Regions from separate parts of the Homo sapiens genome. Here region 2 is linked to region 1. A link is an interaction called in ENCODE POLR2A ChIA-PET data of the cell type or tissue named here. Cell type or tissue: PC-9. All regions are shown on one strand.

Region 1 (5,000 bases):
AAGACCTTTAAATACTAATAAGAGTAGAATTTGACCCTTAGGTAACCAGGTTGGAGACGATAGCAAATGAGAAGATAGATGAGCAGAAGTGATGTTACTATACCTGGAAAATCAACTTTACTGTTCCTATGGGTCCATTTTACTGAACAGAGGTTTTATTATGAATCACCTTGTTTGCTTGGCAATTCTAGTTAGTCCAGCCAAAGCAAATGTATTTCATGGGGCCTTTGGCAAGACTGCTTTCCTTTTCTTTGTATGTGTGTACAAGATGATTCATAACACATACCCATGTAATTGAAGTATTTAATGTTTGTGCCTAGCTAAAATGAGATCAGGTCATCAGCCCATTCTTATACAAAGTCTTAGCAATAAATCTCATAAACTGTTTTTTGGTAGAATCACAGACTCTGAGACTTGCAAGAATTCTTACAGGGTGCCTATCTATCCTCCCACTCTATGAAGGAATCCCCTAAATGGCACTACACACAAGGGTCATCAACATCTACTTAACACTTCCCACAAGGACTTCACCTCACTGCACCAGGCTGCCAGGTCCACTGCAGAGGAGCTCCGATTTTTAGAAAAGTCTTTTGACAATGAGTTAAAATATTCTTTCTGTAACTTCTACTTGGTCCTAGTTTTAACTTCCAGACCTCTGAAATAAAATTCCTTTTCCAGGTAACAATTCTTAAAATGTTTTAAGAGAATTGCTATGTCATTTCTTCTCTGGTGACACTCCCCCAATTCCTTCATCTGTTCTGGATCCTTCAAAACTCCAGTTACCTTCCTACAGGTGCTTACTACACTGACTAAATTCCTCTTAAAATGTGATGGCCAGAATTGGCCTTAAGATGCACCGTGGACTGATCTGTTTCCAAAGAAAGCAAAACAATTTGTTCTCCAACTCTGGATTCTACACCTTTGATTAACGTGCCTGCAACTGCATGTCCCTTTTTGGAGAACCACGTGGGCATGATGTAATCTACCCCACAGCATTTCTGGTTCATAGAAACCCTTAAGTCTTTTGTTTTCCTTGAACATGCACTGTTATCAAGAAGGTCTTACTCATCTTTGTGGAGTTGTGATTCGCAAATGTGTGTACGTGTGTGTACGTGTGTGTACGTGTGTGTGTTTTATCTAAACAATGAGCATATCTAGTCTCTTAAAATGCTGTTCTTGCTTGTTTTGGCATAACATTTGACTCTGTTGATGGCTATTTAGATCTGGAACCTCCTACTTAACCTATTAGCTATTCTTCCCACATATTTTGCCACTTACAAGCAATTTTTAAAATATCTTCTACAAGTCCAATATTACTATTTTGCTCAAAAAATATAGACCAAGTACAAATTTCTCTGGCACTCCTTGAGATTCTTGCTAGATTGACGTCAATCTTGTCTTAATCACCAAACTTCAGGTGTAACTGTTCAGTTATTGATGAATCTCCTAACTGTTCTAGCACCCTGCCCACACTTCTTGGTCAACAGAATATTGTGTCCAATTATCAAAGGCCTTCTGGACATCCATATACTACATACTTTCTAGAGCATTTTCTTTATTTAACTAGCAACCTTATCACGAAATGTAAACTGAGTTAATTTGTTTAATTTACCTGGTGTTGTATGAATATGAATGCCCCCCCAACCCCGGCCTTTTTTTTTTTTTTTTTTTTTTTTTTTACTTAGAAACCCATTCTACATGGCTGGGTGTGGTGGCTCACACCTGTAATCCCAGCACTTTGGGAGGCCAAGGCGGGCAAACTGCTTGAGCCCAGGAGTTCAAGACCAACCTGGGCAACATGGCAAAACTCTGTCTCTACAAAAAAATATAAAAATTGGCTGGGCATGGTGGCACACGCCTGTAGTTCCAGCTACTCAGGAGGCTGAGCTGGGAGGATTGCTTGAGCCCAGGAAGTCATGGCCTCAGTGAGTCATCATCGTAACACTGCACTCCAGCCTGGGCGATACAATGAGATCCTGTCTTTAAAAAAAAAAAAAAAAAAACCCATTCTGCAATTTTGCTGAGCATCTGTCATCAATCTGTCATCAAACATTAAAATAGTTAACCAATATAAATTCATGTCTAATATAAAACCACTCATGTATAAAATATTTCCAATCTTCTGAATGTGGTTAGAAAATGAAATTTAAAGTTCTACTGTTTAAAACTGACATGTTCCTTTCTTCTCAAATATACATACACTATGTCCTGGGGAAGGATAATAACATTTCATTTTCAATCAATTAGAATAACTTATTTGGAATTTAATTTAGAAAATTAGAACAAAATCTTAAAATCATAGTTCTCTCTGAAGCTGAGATGGCCTTTCAGGAAGACCAAAACAAAACGAAATGACAGTTCTCAAATTTAACAGTTATTTCTGTCCTTTCTACTTGCCTTATTTTATAGATGAGAAGACTAAGGCTAAGTAAATATTAGCAAATAATATAATGAAAGCTACTCTTATCCTGCAAATTAAAAGCCCTATATTATTTATTTTTGTTTTAAATGGATACATTGAATTGTACACATTTACTATTTACAATTGGATGTTTTGATACATATATACATTGTATAATGATCCAATCAGTGTAGTTAGTATACCCAAAAGCCTTATATTCTTAAGAAAAAAATAATTCTATCACTAAAGGAAAAAACCTTACTTTATCAATTTTTTTTTTTTTTTTTGAGACGGAGTCTCGCTCTGTTGCCCAGGCTGAAGTGCAATGGTGCAATGGCTCACTGCAACCTCCACCTCCTGCATTCAAGTGATTCTCCTGCCTTAGCCTCCTGAGTAGCTGGGACTACAGGCACGTGCCACCACACCCAGCTAGTTTTTTGCATTTTTAGTAGAGACAGGGTTTCACCATGTTAGCCAGGGTGGTCTCGATCTCCCAACCTTGTGATCCACTCACCTCAGCCTCCCAAAGTGCTGTGATTACAGGCGTAAGCCACCGCTCCTGGCTACTTTAATTTTTAAAAACCACACTTGATATAAATATCACACTTTAACTATTTAAAGAAAGAAAATTCCCCTAGGCTAATCCCACATAGCCAGCAGGTATGCTTCCCTGCAGGTTCTGAGCCAGTCTGGCGCCAGCAAGAATTTGGAGTCTTTTCCCACTATAGAAAAAAAACAAGACAACATCACCTCTGAGAGAGTCAACAGAGGAGTGTATACACTGCCAAACTTAAGGCAGAAGTTTCTCATTATAAAACATGGAAATACAGTGCATTAGCGAAGTCTTTATTATATATGTTATTACACCTACACACAAATAATATTCGTAAGTTTGTTGACACTGAAAAGAAAGTCTGAAATGCTAATAATGGTGGTAATGAGATAAAGAAACAGAAGGGCAGTAAGGCTAGAAGAGTTTCTGCAGGTTGTAATCAAACTTCACTTTCTTTTATATACCACTTCTTTTCTGGACCACTGCAAAATCAAAGGGCATATGGTTTCCATCTCTGAAAAGAAATGTATGTTCCTATTTGCACAAAACCAGGGTATCTGTTATTTGGAGCTAGAAGAAAAATGATACAATTCAGAAATGGTATCCTTAGATTATACATAATTCATTTCTAGGACATCTACTTGTGAAACATCCTGGGGTTGTTTAACTAGATGGCTCCTATGGTTCCTACTAGTATAAGGTGATGTGATTAAAACATCTCCTTAGAACACTAGAGCTCTGCAAAACACAGTTCTAGCATGTATTGGGGCATAAAGAGCACAGGCCAGCTCCTGGAGATACAAGCTGTACTCACCTCCCACAAAAGTAGTCCTTGGGAGTTGGGGACAAGCAGGGGATCCTTGCGGCAAAAGGTATCTGACGGTGAGGATCACTGTTGCCAACAGCCCTGTGCCAATACTCTAGCCACTAGCCTCTGTGCATGAATGCTAAGAAAACTGTGCCAGCCAGCATTGACACGGGGATCCATGGTGGATTCTTTCACAGATCACCCTCTTGCATGGTATACTCCACCATCTTCTCATGGTCCCATTCTCAAAGATTACAGACTGCGCTCATATATGGGCTACATGCTTTGAGTTACAGTGAACAGTATCACTGTACACCCAGTTGTCCAGGATAGAAATTTGGGTGTCATCCTTGACTTCCCTCTCCCCATCCCAACATGTGAAAAATCAGTAAGTACCATTGACTCTGCCTCCTCAGTTATCTCCCTAATCCATCCATTTCTTTCTAACTATTCTATCCCTCTGATGGTGATTACATCAGACCACTATCATCTAGAGTCTGAATTAGTTTAATAGCCAAATGGCCTTCTTGCCTCCAGTCTCAACCTCTCTAATTCATTCTCCATAGTGTGGTCAATCGTCTTTATATTAAATATAAGGTAAGTCTGACAGGACTATCTCCTTGCTTCAAAGTCTTCCAGATAAGGGCCAAAGGACACAGCCGGACAGGCAGGTGTTCATGACTTCTCCCCGACTGACCCGCCCACCTCTCTGCTCCTCTGACTAACCTCTCTTTTAACCCCTTGTTCCTGTCTTGTCATTTGCAGTGCCCCGGACTGGCCCTGCCATCTTTCATTTCCGGGCTTTGTCCCTGCAGCTACCTTTGCCTTCAACATGCCTTACAGGTCCACAATCCAGATCCTCAGACACCACCACAGGTTTCAGTGCTCTGTTTCATGAAAATGGTAACTTACACTTATTGTGCAGGGTTCCATTCAAACCATTTTTATGCATTCTGCCATTTAACCCTCACATCAACCCTCCGAGGTAGGTATTATCATGGTCTCTTTTCATAGATTAAGAAACTGGCACCATTTAGATAGCATTTGGTGTAGAAACCAAGTGAATGATCTTCAAGTCTGGATCATATGCATCTTCTATGTGCTCCCAGAACTCCCAGTGTTTATTATAAAAGTTAGAATTATGTGTTTTCATAATGATCTGTTTTCCCAATTTTTTGCACCACAGACTGTAGGTTCTTAAGGGAAAAGACATGTCTGATTTTTTATGGTTCCCTAGA
Region 2 (5,000 bases), 560 kb before region 1:
TAAGATTCATTCAGTAATTCATTCCACAAAGTTATTGAACATCTACTACCTACCAGGTACAGTTCTAGATTTCGGGAGCACAACTTTAAACAAAACTCCCTGCCTGGTGGATTCTACAGGGGAAGTTAGACAATAAATAAAATAAATAAGAAAGATATACAGTATGTTACATGGTGACAATGTTATGGAGAACAGTAAAACAGGGAAAGGGGTAGTGGATATGAGAGTGGAGGTGGGTGAGGAATTCAGTTTTCAGTAGGCTCTCAGGAAGGTATCACTGAGAAGGTAAAGTTTGAATAAAGTCTAGGGAAGATGAAGAAACATCCAGATAACAGGGGAAGGTTTTCTAGGAGTGGAAATAGCAAGTGTGAAGGCCCTGAGGTAGGAGCATGTCTCGTGTGCTTGGATGCTCAAGGAATGGCAAGGAGGCCAATGTGGCAGCAACAGAAGTGAGCAGGAGATAAGATCAGGAGCGGTTTTAGGGAGGGATCAGTTACTATAGACCAGCTCTGTCCAATGGAAATATAATTCAAGCCACAAACATGAACCAGATATGTAACTTTTAATTTTCTAGTAGCCACAGTAAAAAAGTAAAAAGAAACAAGTAAAATTGATTTTAATAATATATTTTATTTATCCAATGTACCAAAAATATTATAATTTCCATGTATAATTACTATGAAAATTATTAATGAGATATTTTACATTCTTACTTATTTTACATTATTTCAAACTAAGTTTTCAAAGTCCGGTGTGTATTTTGCATCTCAATTCCAACTGGCCCCATCTCATGTGCTCTATAGCCACATGTGGCCTGTTGTGACTGCCTTGGACAGCATTACTGTAGAGCTTGATGGGCTTTTGTAAGGCCTTTCAAAGTTTTTTTGCCTTGGAGGAAACACAAAGCAATCAGAGGGTTTTGAGCAGAGTAGCAACATGATCTAACTTGTTTTCTTTTTTTTGAGATGGAGTCTCGCTCTGTCGCCCAGGCTGGAGTGCAGTGGCGCGATCTCGGCTCACTGCAAGCTCCGCCTCCCGGGTTCACGCCATTCTCCTGCCTCAGCCTCCTGAGTAGCTGGGACTACTCAGGAGTCCCAGCCACACGCCCGGCTAATTTTTTTGTATTTTTAGTAGAGACGGGGTTTCACCGTGTTAGCCAGGATGGTCTCGATCTCCTGACCTCGTGATCCGCCCGCCTCGGCCTCCCAAAGTGCTGGGATTACAGGCGTGAGCCACCGCGCCCGGCCCTAACTTGTATTTTAAAAGGACCGTGTTGGTTGCTGTGTTGAGATAGACTACAGGGACAAGGGAAGAAGCAGGGAGACAAGATGGGAGGCTCCAGTAGTCATGCAGGCAAGAAGTGGTAGTGGTCCCACCTTCATTGCAACAGTGGAGGTGGGACAAGTGGTGGAACTCAGAACACATTTCAAAGGTGGAGCCAACAGGGTCTCCTGACTGACTGAATAGATCATGAGAGGAAGTGGGGTGTTGAGAATGAAGCCAGTGGGAAAAAACATTATGAAGCGTTTCTCAGGTTTTAATCACTTGGTCACAACATTTAAATTTTCCAAGCCCATATATACTTCTCTGCAAAATGCAGAGGCAAGAACGTGCCAGGTCTGTTCCAGGAAGGACAAGGAAGCCAGCATAGTTGCAGAGGAGCAAGCAAGGAGCAAAGTGGTAGGAGACAGGGTCAGAAAGGTGATGGGAAGGTGTTTATAAAGGGATTATGTTGCTCTTTCTACAAATTCAGAGTATACAGGGGATAATGAGTAAAGTCACCCACAAACGAAGCCTGTGCCACTGGGCTGTGGTTAAGAACTCAGCCTCAGACTCTTCCGGGTCATGTAAAAGATAAACAAACCCAGATGTTAGTTAAAACAGTGAAAACTGATTTTGTTCAGTAGCTACCGACAACAAGGGAAAGGGCTGAGCTCCATTCAGATTTGCACAGAGGTGACTGGGTGTTTTTAAAGGAGAATGAGAGAGTAGGAGAGGCGTGAGCGGAGGCTCAGTGGAATCAGGGAAGTGAAAAATTACAAAAGGTTGGTCAATGCAAATACAGTTAAGCCAACTGTGAATGCTTGCTGGCAGTTATTGAAGTTAGGCTGCTATCCTCCCACAGAGACTGAGACAGAGGCCCTAACCTTCCTGAGGATTATATTTCAAAGGAATGGCTTTCAAGTCCTTGAGAAAGACACTCCTGAGTTGCAGGAGATGCATACACATCTGGAAGGGACAGAGGAAAGATTCACAATTGTCAGCCCTTTTTAGTAAATGCTGCAAGAAAGGGAGGTTAGGGACTGAACTCTTCCGGAGAGGAACTCAAAAAGTGTTTGAGTCTTCCCAGAGACAAGGCTCAGGCTGCTAAAAGCCATGCTAAAGTATGGCTAAGTCTCTCAAGAGAGGGTGAATAACGTGTTTGTGCCCAGAGTTTTTGCAGTTCTCAGCCAAAATGATCCATTTCTATGGGGGTTTTTTCTTCTTTTTATTTCAAAAATTCAGTTTAACTAATATATATTGAAAACATAGACAATTTGTAAAACAGAGTCTTTTGATTTGCTCCAAAATGAGAAAGTTGTACAGAGGTAAATCTGCTGTGAAAGTAATAAAGCTTAAGCTTTAGAATCCTCATTTTTACAGACCTCTTCTGAGGGCCTTTGTACTTAATTTTATATTCATACATTGATTTTTTTTTCCTTAAAGAGGCTATGTCCAAGTTAGATAAGCCTTAAGACCAACACAACCCCCTACTTAGGAAAAGCTTTCCACCTTAGACCTAGCCTAGGAATAAAAACAACTGACGGGTAAAAGTAGGGGAGAGGCTGGGACACACCTGTCTGTTAAGCATTCCTGGCCAGGGCCTGTCATTTACATAGCAGGAAAAGCAGCCAACACCTACCCAGCTGCTGCTCTTTAGAAAGGTGAAGTTAAACAAAGAGGACTATCCAGAAGATTTATATGTTTGCCCTTCCCAACCTGGTTAGTTATAAAATCAGGTGTGCTGCTTTTTTTAAAAAAGTAGATTTTATTTTTTTAGAGCAGTTTTAGGTTTGCAACAAAACTGAGCAGAAGGTAGAGATTTCTCATATATTCCCAGTGCTGACACAGGCATTTTCAACATCCCCCAATTTTAACATCTTCACCACAGTGGTACATTTGTTACAATTGACGAAACTATATTGACACAGTATTATCACCCAAAGACTATAGTTTGCATTAGGGTTCACTTTGTGTTGTACATTCTCTGAGTCTGAACAAATTCATAATGACCTGTATCCACCATTATAGTATCATATAGAATAGTTTTACTGCTCTAAAAATCCTCTGTGCTCCACCTATTCATCTCCCTTTTCCTCTTAAGCCCTGGCAACCACTGATCATTTTACTGTCTCAGTAGTTCTACCTTTTTCGGGATCTCAGATACTTGGAACCCTACAGTATGTAGCCTTTTCAGACTGGCTTCTTTCGCTTAATAATATACATGTAAGTTTCCTCCATGTCTTTTCATGATGTGATAGCTCATTTCTTTTTAGTGCTGAATAATATTCCCTTGTCTGGATGTACCACAGTTTATTTATCCATTCACCTACCGAAGGACATCTCAGTTGCTTCCAAGTGTTAGCAATTTTGAATAAAGCTGCCATAAACATCCATATGCGTGTTTATGTGTAGACATAATACCAAAAGAGCATGATTGCTGGATTATATAGTAAGAGAATGTTTATTTTGTAAGAAACTACAAAACTATCTTCCAAAGTGGCTGTATAATTTGCATTCCCACCAGCAATGAATGAGAGTTGCTGTTGCTCCACATCCTTACCACCAATTGGTGTTGTCAGTGTTCCAGATTTGGACCAGTCTAATATGTATGTAGTGGTACTTCATTGTTGCTTTAATTTGCATTGCCCTGATGACATATGATATGGAACATCTCTTCATATGCTTATTTGCCATGTGCATATCTTCTTTAGTAAGGTGTCTGTTAAGATCTTTGGCCCATTTTTTTAATTGGGTTGTTTGTTTTCTTATTGCTGAGTTTTAAGAGGTTTTCTTTTGTTTTTTGTTTTTTGTTTTTTTTGTATTTTGGAAAACAGTCCATTATCAGAAGTGTCTTTTGCAAATATTTTCTCCCAGTCTTTGGATTATCTTCTCATTATCTTGACATTGTCTTTTGTAAAGCAGAAGTTTTTTAATTTTAGTGAAGTCTGGTTTATCAATTATTTCTTTCATGGATTATGTCTTTGGTGTTGTATCTAAAGAGTCATCACTATACCCATACTCATCTAGATTTTCTCCTGTCTCATTACATTCTAGGAGTGTTACAGTTTTACATTTTACATTTAGGTCTGCGATCCATTTTGAGTTAATTTCTGTGAAGAAAGTAAGGGTCGTGTCTTACTCATTTTTTGTGTGTATGTGATGTCCAGTTGTTCTGGGATCATTTGTTGAAGACTCTTTGTTCCATTGTATTGCCTTTGCTCCTTTGACATACACTATCTGCAGGGTTTATCTCTGAGCTCTCTATTCTGTTCCACTGATCTATTTGTCTATTCTTTTACCAATACCACACTGTCTAGATGACTATAGCTTTATATTAACTATTGAAGTCAGATAGTGTCAGTCCTCCAACTTTATTCTTCTTCAATGTTGTGTTGGCACTTCTGGGTCTTTTGTCTCTGCAGATGAACTTTAGAATCAACCTGTTAATCTCCACAAAATGGCTCGCTGGGATTTTAATTTTGATTACACTGAATCTATAGATCAAGTTGGCAACAGCTGACATCTTGACAACATTGAATCTTCCCATCCACGAACACGTAGTATTTTTCCATTTGTTTAGTTCCTCTTTGATATCTTTCATTAAAGTTTTTCAGTGTTTCTCACATGGATCTTGTATTTATTTTGGTAGATTTATACATATTTTATTTTGGGGAAATACTTTTTTTTATTTCAAATTTCATTTGTTCATTGCTGGTTGTCATGGATTGAATATATTA

The links. ChIA-PET counts read pairs that join two places held together with the same protein. Peaks named below come from ENCODE experiments on the same cell type or tissue, not always from the same donor. Only the 100,000 strongest peaks of a DNase experiment are listed, where the experiment ranks them.
Region 2: POLR2A ChIA-PET joins it to region 1 with 16 read pairs; 1 of 35 experiments calls an interaction of 5 or more read pairs at or near these places.

Annotation. Positions count from the first base shown.
Region 1 is chr1:84,834,355-84,839,354 of GRCh38, forward strand. The region is part of intron 2 of LPAR3 (lysophosphatidic acid receptor 3); the gene reads right to left. Among named protein-coding and RNA genes, the nearest start is that of LPAR3, 56 kb to the right of the region's middle. In PC-9, no CTCF peak of the experiment used is centred here; DNase peaks (open chromatin) are centred at 227 and 1,927; H3K27ac peaks cover 871 bases.
Region 2 is chr1:84,269,738-84,274,737 of GRCh38, forward strand. No RefSeq gene overlaps it. Among named protein-coding and RNA genes, the nearest start is that of SAMD13, 29 kb to the right of the region's middle. RefSeq lists an enhancer at 1,830-1,919. In PC-9, no CTCF peak of the experiment used is centred here; DNase peaks (open chromatin) are centred at 1,874, 2,054 and 2,864; H3K27ac peaks cover 1,909 bases.